Regions from separate parts of the Homo sapiens genome. Here region 1 is linked to region 2. A link is a contact called in ENCODE Hi-C or POLR2A ChIA-PET data. All regions are on one chromosome and are shown on one strand. The core of a region is the stretch at or near the end of the contact, and the rest is flanking DNA. Distances in the headings are between cores, read along the strand shown.

Region 1 (6,013 bases), core at 1,902-4,401, 150 kb after region 2:
AGTAATAGGTTAGTGGAGCCCTATAGCAAAGGGTCTCTTGGCCCCAGGAGTGATAGCATGAGACTACAGCATGACTATAGGTGCCTGAAAGGAGCTGTGGAAAGGGGTGGGTGATGGAGAAGCAGAGGATAATGGACGGGGTGAGAGCAGAGAGGGAGGAGCCACAGCCCACGATGGGGCCAGCCTGGGAAGAGAACTGGCTCTGGACATGCATGCTGGGAGGACCTGGAGCAGAGACACCTTGTAGAGAAGAGCAGATGACAGAGGGTACCTGGCAGATGGATGTCTTTGGTCCTGTAGGCTCGTGACTTTCAAATTTCTTTGAACCATAAATCATAATAAGGAAAACATTGTACTTCACAATCCAGCAAATAAATACACATCTACATGCTGTCTGAAAACAAGTTTCATAAAAAGTACTTAATTTTATTACATGTGAAGCACTGATACGTTCTATTCAATTCTAGTCTCTTTTATTGAAAAAATGCAGGTCAGACCATCTAAATTGATCTTACAACCCCTTAACAGATCAAGTTTGTGCATGTGTGTGTGTTTACCAACATTTTTTTGAAAAAATTAAATTCACAGAAAGATTAAAGAACAGTGAACATCCATATGCCCTTTATCTAGATTCATCACTTGCCACATTTGTACTATGTACATGAATATAATACACACATATATGGACATGTACATATGTGTGTACATGTGTACACACACACAACTGATTCCCATTATTCACGTATAGTTATACTCTAGAGAGTCATAGTGAACACTGAATTAGAGAATATGGAACCATTGTTCCTAAGGGAGATACAGGGCTAGATTGCTAAGAACCTCTGCTGGCATTTTCATTAAGCTTGTTTTGTGTGTGTTTCTGTTTGAAGACACTTTATGTATTATATATTGTTGATTCAGTAACACTGAGCATATGGCCGTTAGTGCTATGACTCATGTCTGAACGAAGCTTCTCTAACACGTGTTTTCTCCATGAGGTTCATCACAGCCCTCTTGCTCATGGGAACACTAGACAGCACTTCAGCCTTGTGCGTGGGGCAATCTTAAGTAGTGAAATCACCAACAAAAATAAAAATGCAAAAAATGTGCCACTAAATAGACCACAGAAAGGACACTTGTTTACAGTGTGAAACAAGAAGACAGAGTGTTGATCAACCTTCCTTGACCTCATCTGAGAATGTTTGTATCGGATGACTCAAAGTTTTCATCACTCTGTATGTCTGCAAGTAACCGTCAAAGCCCTATGAATATTGATTCAGGGGGCTATAATTCTGAAATACATTTTAGCAAGCAGGCAAATCTGCAAATATAGAATGTCAGTGATGAGTATCAGCTGTTTGTATGTGTGAACGTTGCAGACACTATGTCTCTTCCCCCTGAATGCATCTTTTAAGAATAAGGATATTCTCCAACATAACTACATGACCGTTACCCTGCCCAGGATAACTAACCTTCATTCAATAATATCATCTGTTATGCAGTTTATATTCAAACTTCTCCAATGTTCCCCAAGAATTCGAAGAGCTGTTTTTTGGGGGGGGCCTAAATTCAATCAAGGCTCACCCACACATTGCATGTAATTGTCTCTTTAGTCTCCTTTAATCTATACATCTCCTGCCTTTTAAGAAATTAACATTGATATGTTTGAAGAGTCCAAGCCAATGGTCTCTTAGAATGTCCCACATCCTAGATTTATCTGGTTGCTTCCTCATGATTAAATGTTGATGAAACCCTTTGGGCAGGATTACCCCAAAGCGGGTATTGGGTACTGCTTTTGCAGGCCAGGAGAAGGCTCCTATCACTTTGTCCCTCTATTGGTGAGGCTGTTTCATTCCTTCATTAAATTACTGCTGTAGATTGGGTGTGATGGCTCACTCACGCTTGTAATCCCAGCACTTTGGGAGGCCAAGGCAGGAGGATCCCTTGAGCCCAGGAATTCGAGACCAGCCTGGGCAACATAGGGAGACCCCATCTCCATACAAAATTTAAAACATTAGCCAGGCATGATGGCACATACTTGTAGTGCCAGCTAATCAGGAGGCTGAGGCAGGAGGGCTGCTTGAATCCAGGAATTTGAGGCTGCAGTGAGTCATGATTGTGCCCCTGCACTCCAACCTGGGTGACAGAGTGAGACTCTGTCTCAGGAACAAATAAATAAAAATGAAGTGCTGCTCTAGGTGAAGTAGGGTCAGCGCTGTAGAGGTGAGGGCCTGAAGAGTGGAGGAAGAACCAGGGATCATTGTTGTGAATGGGGAAGGAAGTCTTAGGGGCTGAATCCCGGCAGCGGCCTCTCTCCCAGGAGCAGAGGGCCTGCATCTGTCCTGGAGCCCTTCCCTTGTCAAGAGCATGAAGAAACACAGCGTCAATGTCTGGGGGCCTACTTTCAATTTCCAGTGAAATTAGGACAAAGTTCCTTTAGGCTTGATATCATTTCTTTTAAGCCTGAGGCTTGAAGTTGGAGCATTCTAAATGCGTAGGAAACTGTTATGAATAGCAACGAAAGGCAGAGTAACTAACACCTGACATAGCTATTTTCCTTGCCATTGCCTCTGCATGATTTAATATTTAATATGCTTGTGGTCAAACCAAGTCTGAACAGAGCAAGCCTGAAGCACTTCTAGCAACACAGCCAGGTGGCCAGGAGCCCAAAGTGATATAACTGCGGTTTACTCACAGGCTTTCAGAGTAACCTTTAGGGCTGGTTGAACTCTCAGACACCACTTAGCATTTCCTAACAATGATCTGTAATGCATTTGGGAAGCCTGTCTGAATCACCCAATTAGATCATGCTTTCTAATGGGCCTCAATGCAGAGATGCTGCCAACAGCTTTGGCAGAGGCACACAGAGCCCCCTTCTTTACAAGGCATCTTCCACTCTCTGTTTTTGATTTCACTCTCACAACATCACTGTGTTGTATCCCAGGTGGATGCTACTATTCCCACTTGCAGATGAGGAATCTGAGGCTCGCTGAAGTTAAGTGACTTGTGCAACGTCACAAAACCATTGAATGGTTGCTGTGAGCTTTCAACTCAGGAAAGGGCTTGACTTTCCCCTCAGGTGCCCTTTCCACTGTGGTGTTGGGAGTTAAGTAGAGGCAGACAGGTCATTACTGGATGGGAAATGCCCTGTGAGCCATTGCCAGCTATGTTTCTGTGTTGGCCTCCAGCAGTGCTTGTCTGATCAGAGACAGGGGTTATGTGGTTAGAACTGGGAAGAAGGCACCCACTAAAATTCTCTAGTGACTTGTTTTCACTTTTGTTTTAGGTTTAGGGGTATAAGTACAGGTTTATTATATAGGTAAATTGCATGTCACAGGGGTTTGGTATACAGATTATTTCATCACCCAGGTAATAAGCAGAGTACCGGATAGACAGTTGTTGAATCCTCACCCTCCTCCCACCTTGTACCTTCAAGTAGGCCCCGGTATCTATTGTTCCCTTCTTTGTGTTTACGTGTACTCAGTGTTTAGCTCCCACTTACAAGTGAGAACGTGGAGTATTTGGTTTTCTGTTTCTTTGTTAGTTTGCTGAGGATAATGGCCTCCAGCTCCATCCATGTTGCTACAAAGGATATGAGCTCATTTTTTAAAAATGGCTGTGTAGTATTCCGTGGTGTATATGTACCACATTTTCTTTATCCAGTCTACCATTGATGGGCATATAGGTTGACTCCATGTCTTTGCTCACTGTGAATAGTGCTGCGGTGAACATACATGTGCATGTGTCTTTATGGTAGAATGATTTATATTCCTTTGGGTATATACCCAATAATAGGATTGCTGAGTTGAATGGTAATTCTGTTTTGAGTTCTTTGAGAAATCTCCAAACTGCTTTCCATAATGGCTGAACTAATTTACATTTCCACCAGCAGTGTATGAGCATTCCCTTTTCTCTGCAACCTCGCTAGCATCTGTTATTTTCTGACTTTTTAGTAATGGCCACTCTGACTGGTGTGAAATGGTATCTCATTGTGGTTTTGATTTGCATTTCTCTGATGATTAGTAATGTGGGCATTTTTTCATATGCTTTTTGGCTGCATATTTGTCTTCTTTTGAAAACTCTGTTTATGTTCTTTGCCCACTCTTTAATGGGGTTGTTTTTTGCTTGTAAATTTAAGCTTATAGATTCTTGATATGAGACCTTTTTCAGATGCATACTTTGCAAATATTTTCTCCCATTCTGTAGGTTGTCTGTTTACTCTGTTGGTAGTTTCTTTTACTGTGCAGAAGATCTTTAGTTTAATTAGGTCCCATTTATCCATTTTTGTTTTTGTTGCGATTGCTTTTGGAGTCTTGGTCACAAAATCTTTTCTGTAGCCTATACCCAGAATGCTATTTCCTAGGGTATTTTCCACAGTTTTTATATTTATGTTTTACATTTAAGTCTTTGGTTCATCTTGAGTTGATTTTTGTATATGGTGTAAGGAAGGAATCCAGTTTCAATCTTCTGCATATAGCTAGCCAGTTATTCCAGCACCATTTATTGTATAGGGAGTCCTTTCTCCATTATTTGTTTTTGTTGATTTTGTCGAAGTTCAGATGGTTGTAGAGGTGTGGCTTTATTTTTGGGCTTTCTACTTTGTTCCATTGGTCTATGTGTTGGTTTTAGTACCAGTACCTTATTGTTTTGATTACTGCAGCCTTGTAGTATAGTTTGAAGTCTAGGTATAGAATCATATTGTCTACAAACAGAGATAGTTTGACTTTGTCTCTTTCTATTTGGATGGCTTTTATTTCTTTATCTTGCCTGATTGCTATGGCCACGACTTCCAGTACTATGTTGAATAGGAGTGGTGACAATGGGCATTCTTGTTTTGTTCTGGTTCTCAAGGGGAGTGCTTCCAGCTTTTGCCCATTCAGTGTGATGTTGGCTATGGGTTTGTCATAGATGGCTCTTATTATTTTGAGTTATGTTTCCTAAATGCCTAGTTTGTTGAGGGTTTTTAACATGAAGGGATATTAAATTTATTGAAAGCCTTTTCTGCTTCTGTTGAGATGATCATGTGGTTTCTGTTTTTATTTCTGTTTATGTGATAAATCACATTTGTTTATTCGTATATGTTGAACCAACTTGTGTCCCAGGAATTAAAGCCTACTTGATCATGGTAGATTAGCCTTTCTATGTGCTGCTGGATTCAGTTTGCTAGTATTATGTTGAGTATTTTTGCATGTATGTTCATCAGGGATATTAGCCTGAAGTTTTCTTTTTTCACTGTGTCTCTGCCAGGTTTTGGAACCAGAATGATGCTGGCCTCATAGAATGAGTTAGGAAGGAGTACCTCCTCCTCAGTTTGTTGGAATGGTTTCTGTAGGAATGGTAGCAGCTCTTCTTTATAAATCTGGTGGAATTGGGCTGTGAATCTGTCTGGTCCTGGGCTATTTCTGGTTGGTAGGCTTTTTATTACTGCTTCAGTTTTGGAACTCATTATTGGTCTGCTCATGGATGTGTTTGTAGTAGTCCCCAAGGGTTTTTTGTATTTCTGTTGGGTCAGTGGTAATGTCCCTTTTGTAATTTCTGATTGTGTTTATTCGGATCATCTCTTTCTCTTTTTTTCTTTGTTAGTCTAGCTAGTGGCCTATCAATCATATTTATTCTTTCAAATAATGAACTTTTGATTTTGTTGATCTTTTGTATATTTTTGCATCTCAATTTCATTCAGTTCATCTCTGATTTTGGTTATTTCTTTTCTTCTGCTAGCTTTGGGGTTGGTTTGCTCTTGTTTTTCTAGTTCTTCTAGGTGTGATGTTAGGTTGTTAATTTGAAATCTTTCTAACTTTTTGATGTGGGCATTTAGTGCTAGAATCTTCCCTCTTAATGTCTGGTGACTTCCCAGAAGGTCAGGAGGGCTCCCTCTACTGGAAGCATCAAAAGTGGCCCACAGCTTGGTGGTCAAGACCATAGAGTTAGAATTAGATTGAGATTGGAATCTCAGCTCTGCCTCTTACTGATGTGTGGCCTTGAGCAGGTTGTTTAACCTTGCTCATTGTAAGTCTTC
Region 2 (6,100 bases), core at 2,377-4,876:
ATATAAATTGCTTACTTGTCCAGGCGCAGTGGCTCATGCCTGTAATCCCAGCACTTTGGGAGGCCGAGGTGGGCGGATCACGAGGTCAGGAGATCAAGACCATCCTGGCTAACGTGGTGAAACCCTGTCTCTACTAAAAATACAAAAATTAGCTGGGCATGGTGGCATGCACCTGTAGTCCCAGCCACCCAGGGGACTGAGGCAGGAGAATTGCTTGAACCCAGGAGGCGGAGGTTGCAGTGAGCCGAGATTGTGCCACTGCACTCCAGCCTGGGCAACAGAGTGAGACTCCATCTCAAAAAAAAAAAAAAAAACAACTTAGTTAAGCCAAAAGTCAGTGTTTACATTTTTGTCACTATTAAATATTATTCACCACTGAACCAAATAGGATCTTGTCATCATATCTTCTTTCTTGTATAACCTTCTGCTTTTTCTGACATTAGTAATTGCTAATCCCCTTCATCACTGGCCAAATTGCTTAGTTTTCTACATACAATTACTATTTTTTTCTGTTCAAAGGATACTGGAGATTTGGCAAACTTTTGGTAATCCTTTTCCTCCAAATTCCCAAACACATTAAATAATTATTAAAGGTTGGGCATGGTGGCTTATGCCTGTAATCCCAGCACATTGGGAGGCCAAGGCAAGAGGACTGCATGAAGCCAGGAGTTCTAGAGCAGCGTGGGCAACATAAGGAGACCCCTCTACAAAAAATAAAAGCAAAAATAAGTTGGGTGTGGTGGTATGTGCCTCTAGTCCTAGTTACCTGGGAGGCTGAGGTGGGGGGATCACTTGAGCCCATGAGTTCCAGCCCATAGCAGTGGGCTATGATTGTGCCACTGCACCTCAGCATGGGTTGACAGAGACCTTGTCTCTAAAAATATATTATTATTATAATAATAATTAACAGTTATGTTTTTCTCCCTAGATAGCTCCCTTTTGTTCTTTCACAGCCTTCTGCCTTTGGGATGGCTGCTTGCTAGGTGTAATAGATGTTTTATTAGCAAGATATTTTCTCTCAGAATTTTGAGGGCATTGCCCTGTTGTCTTCTGGCATTTTGTATTGCTATTGAAAAGGCTGATGCCAGTCAGATTGCTGATCCATAAGGCAATATGTGACCTGGTTTTTCATTCTGGAAGTTTTTAGTATCTTTTCTTTATTTCCAGTATTCTAAAATTTTAAAATTAATTGCCTTAGAGAGTGTGGCAGAGACGGGTATTAGACCATCAAAAAAATGTCCTTCTTCCTTGGTGCAGAGTGGTTTAGAGGAAGCCTGTGCCTGGCACTGCTCAGCATTTCCCAGCCCCATTGCATTCAGGAAGAACCTTGTGACTGGTTCTTTCTAACAGAAGGAGTGTGAGCTGAACTGATGTGTGTCAGCTGAGGTGGTGGTGGTGGGGTCAAGGGCAGGGACTGGAGTGGAGGGCATGACAAGAAGGGATGCAGCTAGTTCAGGAAGACCAGTGTCAGAGGAGTCAGGGCCCAGGGATCCAAGGTCCATGTTAATGTTTCCACTCTATCCCCAGTGCCAGCCCTGCACCCCACTCCTGCCCCTGCTTGGTGCTCAATGACCCTGTGTCTGGCTTCTCTGGGGAGAACTGACTCTGTCTTATTCACTTCCCTTTCTCCAGGCTCTCAGGTAATTTTCTCTACTCTGATAAGTAAGTTGCTTCTCATTCTTTCCTTTTCCATCTTCCAAACACTTATTGAAATCCTTTTCTGTTATTCTCTTTATCTTTATGAATTTTATCGTTTTACTTCCCTTAACCGTCATTGTGATGGCTTGGGGAGTGTATTAGGTTCCAAGGGCTGCTGTGACACATTACCACAAAATTAGGGGCTTAACACAACAGAAATTTATTCTTTCACAGTTCTGGGGTCCAGAAATCTAAACTCAGTTTCATTAGGCCTAAATCAAGGTGTTGGCAGGGCCTCTTTCGGCTTCTGGTGGCTGCTGGCATTCCTTGGCTTGTGACTCCATCACTCCAGTTTCTGCATGATCACAATTTCCTCCTCCTCTTCTGTTGGTACCAAATCTCCTTCAGCCTCTCTCCTATAAGGACACTTGTGATTGTATTTAGGGCCCACCCAGATAATTCAGGATAACCATCCAAAGATCCTTGACTTAATTACATCTGCCACGTACTTGCCACATAAAGTAACATTCACAGATTCTGGAGATTAGGATGTAGACACATCTTTGGGAGCCATTATTTAGCCTACGACAGGGAGAGAAGATGAAAGCATATGGTCAGTCTACAATATTTAATGGGGGTTCTTTCCGTGTTTTCCTCTAGTGCCTTGCAATTTCCTTTTAGCATTTCAATCTTTGATCTAATTGGAATCTATTTCAGAATGGAGCTTCCTTGTTATCCCAAATGCCAATTTTTAATTTTATTATTTTATTTTATTTTTTTGAGATGGAATCTTGCTCTGTCACCCAGGCTGGGGTACGGTGGCACAATCTCAGCTCACTGCAACATCCACTTCCCGGGTTCAAGTGATTCTCCTGCCTTAGCCTCCTGAGTAGCGGAGATTACAGATGCCCACATCCAAGGTGGCTAATTTTTTTTTCTTTTTTGTATTTTCAGTAGAGATGGGGTTTTGCCATGTTGGCCAGGCTGGTCTTGAATTCCTGACCTCAAGTGATCCGCCCATCTCGGCCTCCCAAAGTGCTGGGAGTACAGACATGAGCCACCATGCCCGGTTGCCAATTTTAAAATATTTTGTCTTTTCTCCCTGGATATGAAATAAAAGTGATTAGGTCTTAAGATAAAAAAATTAAAACACATTTATTTTCCTGTAACATGCAAAAATGCAAAAAAAAAAAAAAAGAAAGTAAAATAAAATAGATATAATTTTGGAGAAATTGCCTTTGCTCACTGTGGATTCTGGAGGGTGTGAGTGATGGACAGGTCCATCTGTGCATGGAGAATGGAAAGCCCCTTCTCCAGGATCACCCTTTACCTTAGGAGAACACCTCAGCTCCAGGCACCAAGCAGGAGTATCATAGGCACTTAGCTTTACTCCTATAGACAAATAAGAGTGGGGAGACTATGTGGTAAGGAATGATACCCTTACACTCTTTCCAGCCCTTCCCAGTCTTACAAGGAGTGACACACTTGGTGGCCTTCAAGCCTGTCACTGCAATTCATGCAGTGGGTGGTAAGAGGACAAAGCACGCTAGGTCCCTGATCCGACCTCCCAGGGATGACAGGTCTGGCTACTCCTCAAACTGAACCTGAAAGAATGCAAATGGTTCAAGTTTTCACCCTGATTCTGGCACACCCCGAGGCAAAAATAGCCATTTGCCTTCATACGAGCTTCTGTGTAGGCTGTGAATAAGGAGGTTTCTATCTCAGCTTTCTTTTTGCTCATTTAAAGACAACTGAGAGTACGACAGGGTAATTGTTTTGTTTTAAAGCACTGTAATTTAGTTCCTTTCTGGACCTTCTATGTATGAGTCATTTTCTGTAGCAGTACTAAGAGATGCAAATAGAAAAACATTATTTCTGAAAGCTTGAGATTTCAAGCTGGGCCTTTTATTCACATTCTCTTGCTAGTTTTAGTTTTACTTGTGACATTCATGTTATTAGAAGAATGACACAATTTCAATCACATTTTTGTCCCATGTACTAATGTAGCAAACAATTTCACAACCTTCCCTTTCTTTTACATGTGAGTCATTATCATTTGGTTTTGTTCTCCTTTACTCCTGAACTCACTATCTCCTGATCACATGTATACACATTTCTCTGATATCCTAGATCTTTATGGGTGATCAAGATTTTTGTATATTCTGTTTTGTTGCTTTCATACCCGCTAGTATCCTTTTTAAGTTTGACTCTTTTATACTTTGGGAGATGCCAAACAAATACTTCAGGAGAAAGGAGGCAGTGTGTTGAAAGGAAGTTGACAAAGCAAGAAGAAAAGAAGAAGAAGATATAAGGAGGAAACGTAGTGGCTCTTAAACAAAGATCTTGCATCTTTTCCTTCTTTAATTTTTTTTTTTTTTTTTTTTTTTTTTGGTTTGAGACAGAGTGTCACTCTGTCATCCAGGCTGGAGTACGGTGGTGCAACCTTGGCTCACTGCAACCTCCACCTGCTGGGTTCAAGCGATTCTCCTGCTTCAGCCTCCTGAGTAGCTGGGACTACAGGCGCAGGTTACCACGCCTGGCTAATTTTTGTATTTTTAGTGGAGGTGGGTTTCACCATGTGGGCCAGGCTGGTCTCGAACTCCTGACCTCAAATGATCCACCCACCTCGGCCTCCCAAAGTGCTGGGATTACAAAACAGAATTGCTTGAACCCAGGAGGGAGAGGTTGCAGTGAGCTGAGATGGCGCCACTGCACTCTAGCCTGGGCAACAGAGCGAGACTCCATCTCAAAAACAAACAAACAAACAAACCAAACCCAACTTTGAACCCAGAATCAGAAAGCAGATTTAATTTGGAACTCTATAGAATGTCTGCACATGAACAGATGCCATAGCCGTAACAAAAATTAGGGCCACAGCCACTTTTCTTGCATCTCCTCCTTCCTCCTTTTTTCTTTGGCTTTCTTGTATAAACCTTAGCATAAGGCATGGTTGCTTGGTTTACAAAATATTTGTTTATGAAAGTTGCAAAGGTGAGAAGAGGGATTTCAGAATCAGAAAGACTGGGTTTCAAATTTTGGCTTTGCTCTGTGACCTTTGGCAAATTATATAACTTCATTAAGCTTCAGCTTTTCCCTAGTAAATATTTGACTGATGAGAGGTAAATGAGAAAATGTGTATAAAAATCTTAGTATAGTGCTTAGCATTTCAAGCAACCCAGAATATCAACTAATTTGTTAAATGAATATTTCTTGAATATTTACTGTATGCTGAACTGTCTGCCAGGTTGAGGCTGCTGTGGTGAATTGGACAGGAAAGATTCCTGGCCTTGTGGAGCTTGCATTCTGGTGGGAAAAACAGACAATAAACATGTAAACAAATCAATAAAATAACCAGATGGTGAGAAGCCCTGAAAGAAATAAAAAAAAAAGTGTGTTATTAAGAACAGCAGGGAGGATCTGTGTCCTATGCTGGGGAAGTCAGGGAAGATTTCACAGCAGCCTGAAGAATGAGAAAGAGCCAGCTGTACTATGAGCTGTTTAAGACAGAGGAAATTGGGTCACTGGCTTAGAGAGAGATTGGGTTCTACTCACTGTCAGAGGCCAGCAGTGCAAGGTTCCTCCTTATCTTCTTATGGCCTGTGTCCTTCTATAGCCCTGGCCACTGAGAATTGGCTCAGACTGTGACTGTGACTTGCTGTCCTCAACTTCCTTATCCAACTGAAATTGGATGGTCCATCATAGTCACCCTCTTGAATAGATCCCAAACTCCCTTGTCCTTTTAATTGTACTTTAAACTCACTTGGCCAAACTCCAACCCTGGTTAAATCCAGCTCTCTGCCCTACTCCATGTCTTTGCCCATTGAGTATGGTGGAAGAATAGCCCACAATCTCATTGGCTGGTTCTATGGTCTGAATGTTGGTATGCTTTCCAAAATCATAGGCTGAAACTTAATCCTCAATGTCATAGCATGGAGGTGGAGACTTTGGGGGAAGTGATTAAGTCATGAAGACTGCCTTCATAAATGGGATAATGTAAAGGAGATTAAAAGGAGGCTGTTTGCTCCCTTCTACCATGTGAGAATGCAGCAAGAGGTACCATCTCTGTGCAATGAGCCCTTACCAGACATTGAACCTGCTGGCACTTTATCTTGGACTTCCCAGCCTCCAGAACTGTGAGCAATACATTTCTGTTGTTTATAAATTACCCAGTGTAAGATACTTTGTTATAGCAGCACAAATGGACTAAGACTAAGGACCTCAGTTCCACTTTAAATTCGCCGAGGTCGTTATGCTACCAAGCAATCTTATGAGATTCCCCTGTTCCCTCTCTCTTCTACTCTCCCTACTCCAGGTTCATGAAGAGAGGGGTTGGAGTATCATGATCTCTACTCCCCCTCCACCAGGTAGATAAGAGAGGGGCAGCTCTGTGAACCCAAGCTTGCCTAGCCCCAGCTCCCCTTCCTGCCACTCTCTCTACTCAGATCCTGGTCATTCCATTCTT

Evidence for each region. A loop is a pair of places that touch in the nucleus more often than their neighbours do. ChIA-PET counts read pairs that join two places held with the same protein, here RNA polymerase II (POLR2A). Pooled maps may share reads with other maps.
Region 1: a loop to region 2 is called in a map with no recorded cell type, with 9 times the contacts of the local background. The contact joins two enhancer-like sites. A Hi-C loop is called at or near these places in 6 of 37 single-sample maps with no recorded cell type and 4 of 50 pooled maps. POLR2A ChIA-PET finds 5 or more read pairs at or near these places in 1 of 52 experiments (PC-9).

What each region holds. Positions count from the first base shown.
Region 1 is chr11:110,523,365-110,529,377 of GRCh38, forward strand. No RefSeq gene overlaps it. Among named protein-coding and RNA genes, the nearest start is that of FDX1, 96 kb to the left of the region's middle. Within about 2 kb of position 3,152, at least 4 of the 41 ENCODE cell types and tissues checked have a DNase peak (open chromatin) inside an H3K27ac peak, as active enhancers do.
Region 2 is chr11:110,369,950-110,376,049 of GRCh38, forward strand. All of the region lies in intron 2 of LINC02732 (long intergenic non-protein coding RNA 2732), which reads left to right. LOC107984385 (a long non-coding RNA gene) reads right to left here. Exons shown (of 2, transcript XR_007062885.1): 2 at 1,835-2,220. Among named protein-coding and RNA genes, the nearest start is that of LINC02732, 18 kb to the left of the region's middle. Within about 2 kb of position 3,627, at least 3 of the 41 ENCODE cell types and tissues checked have a DNase peak (open chromatin) inside an H3K27ac peak, as active enhancers do.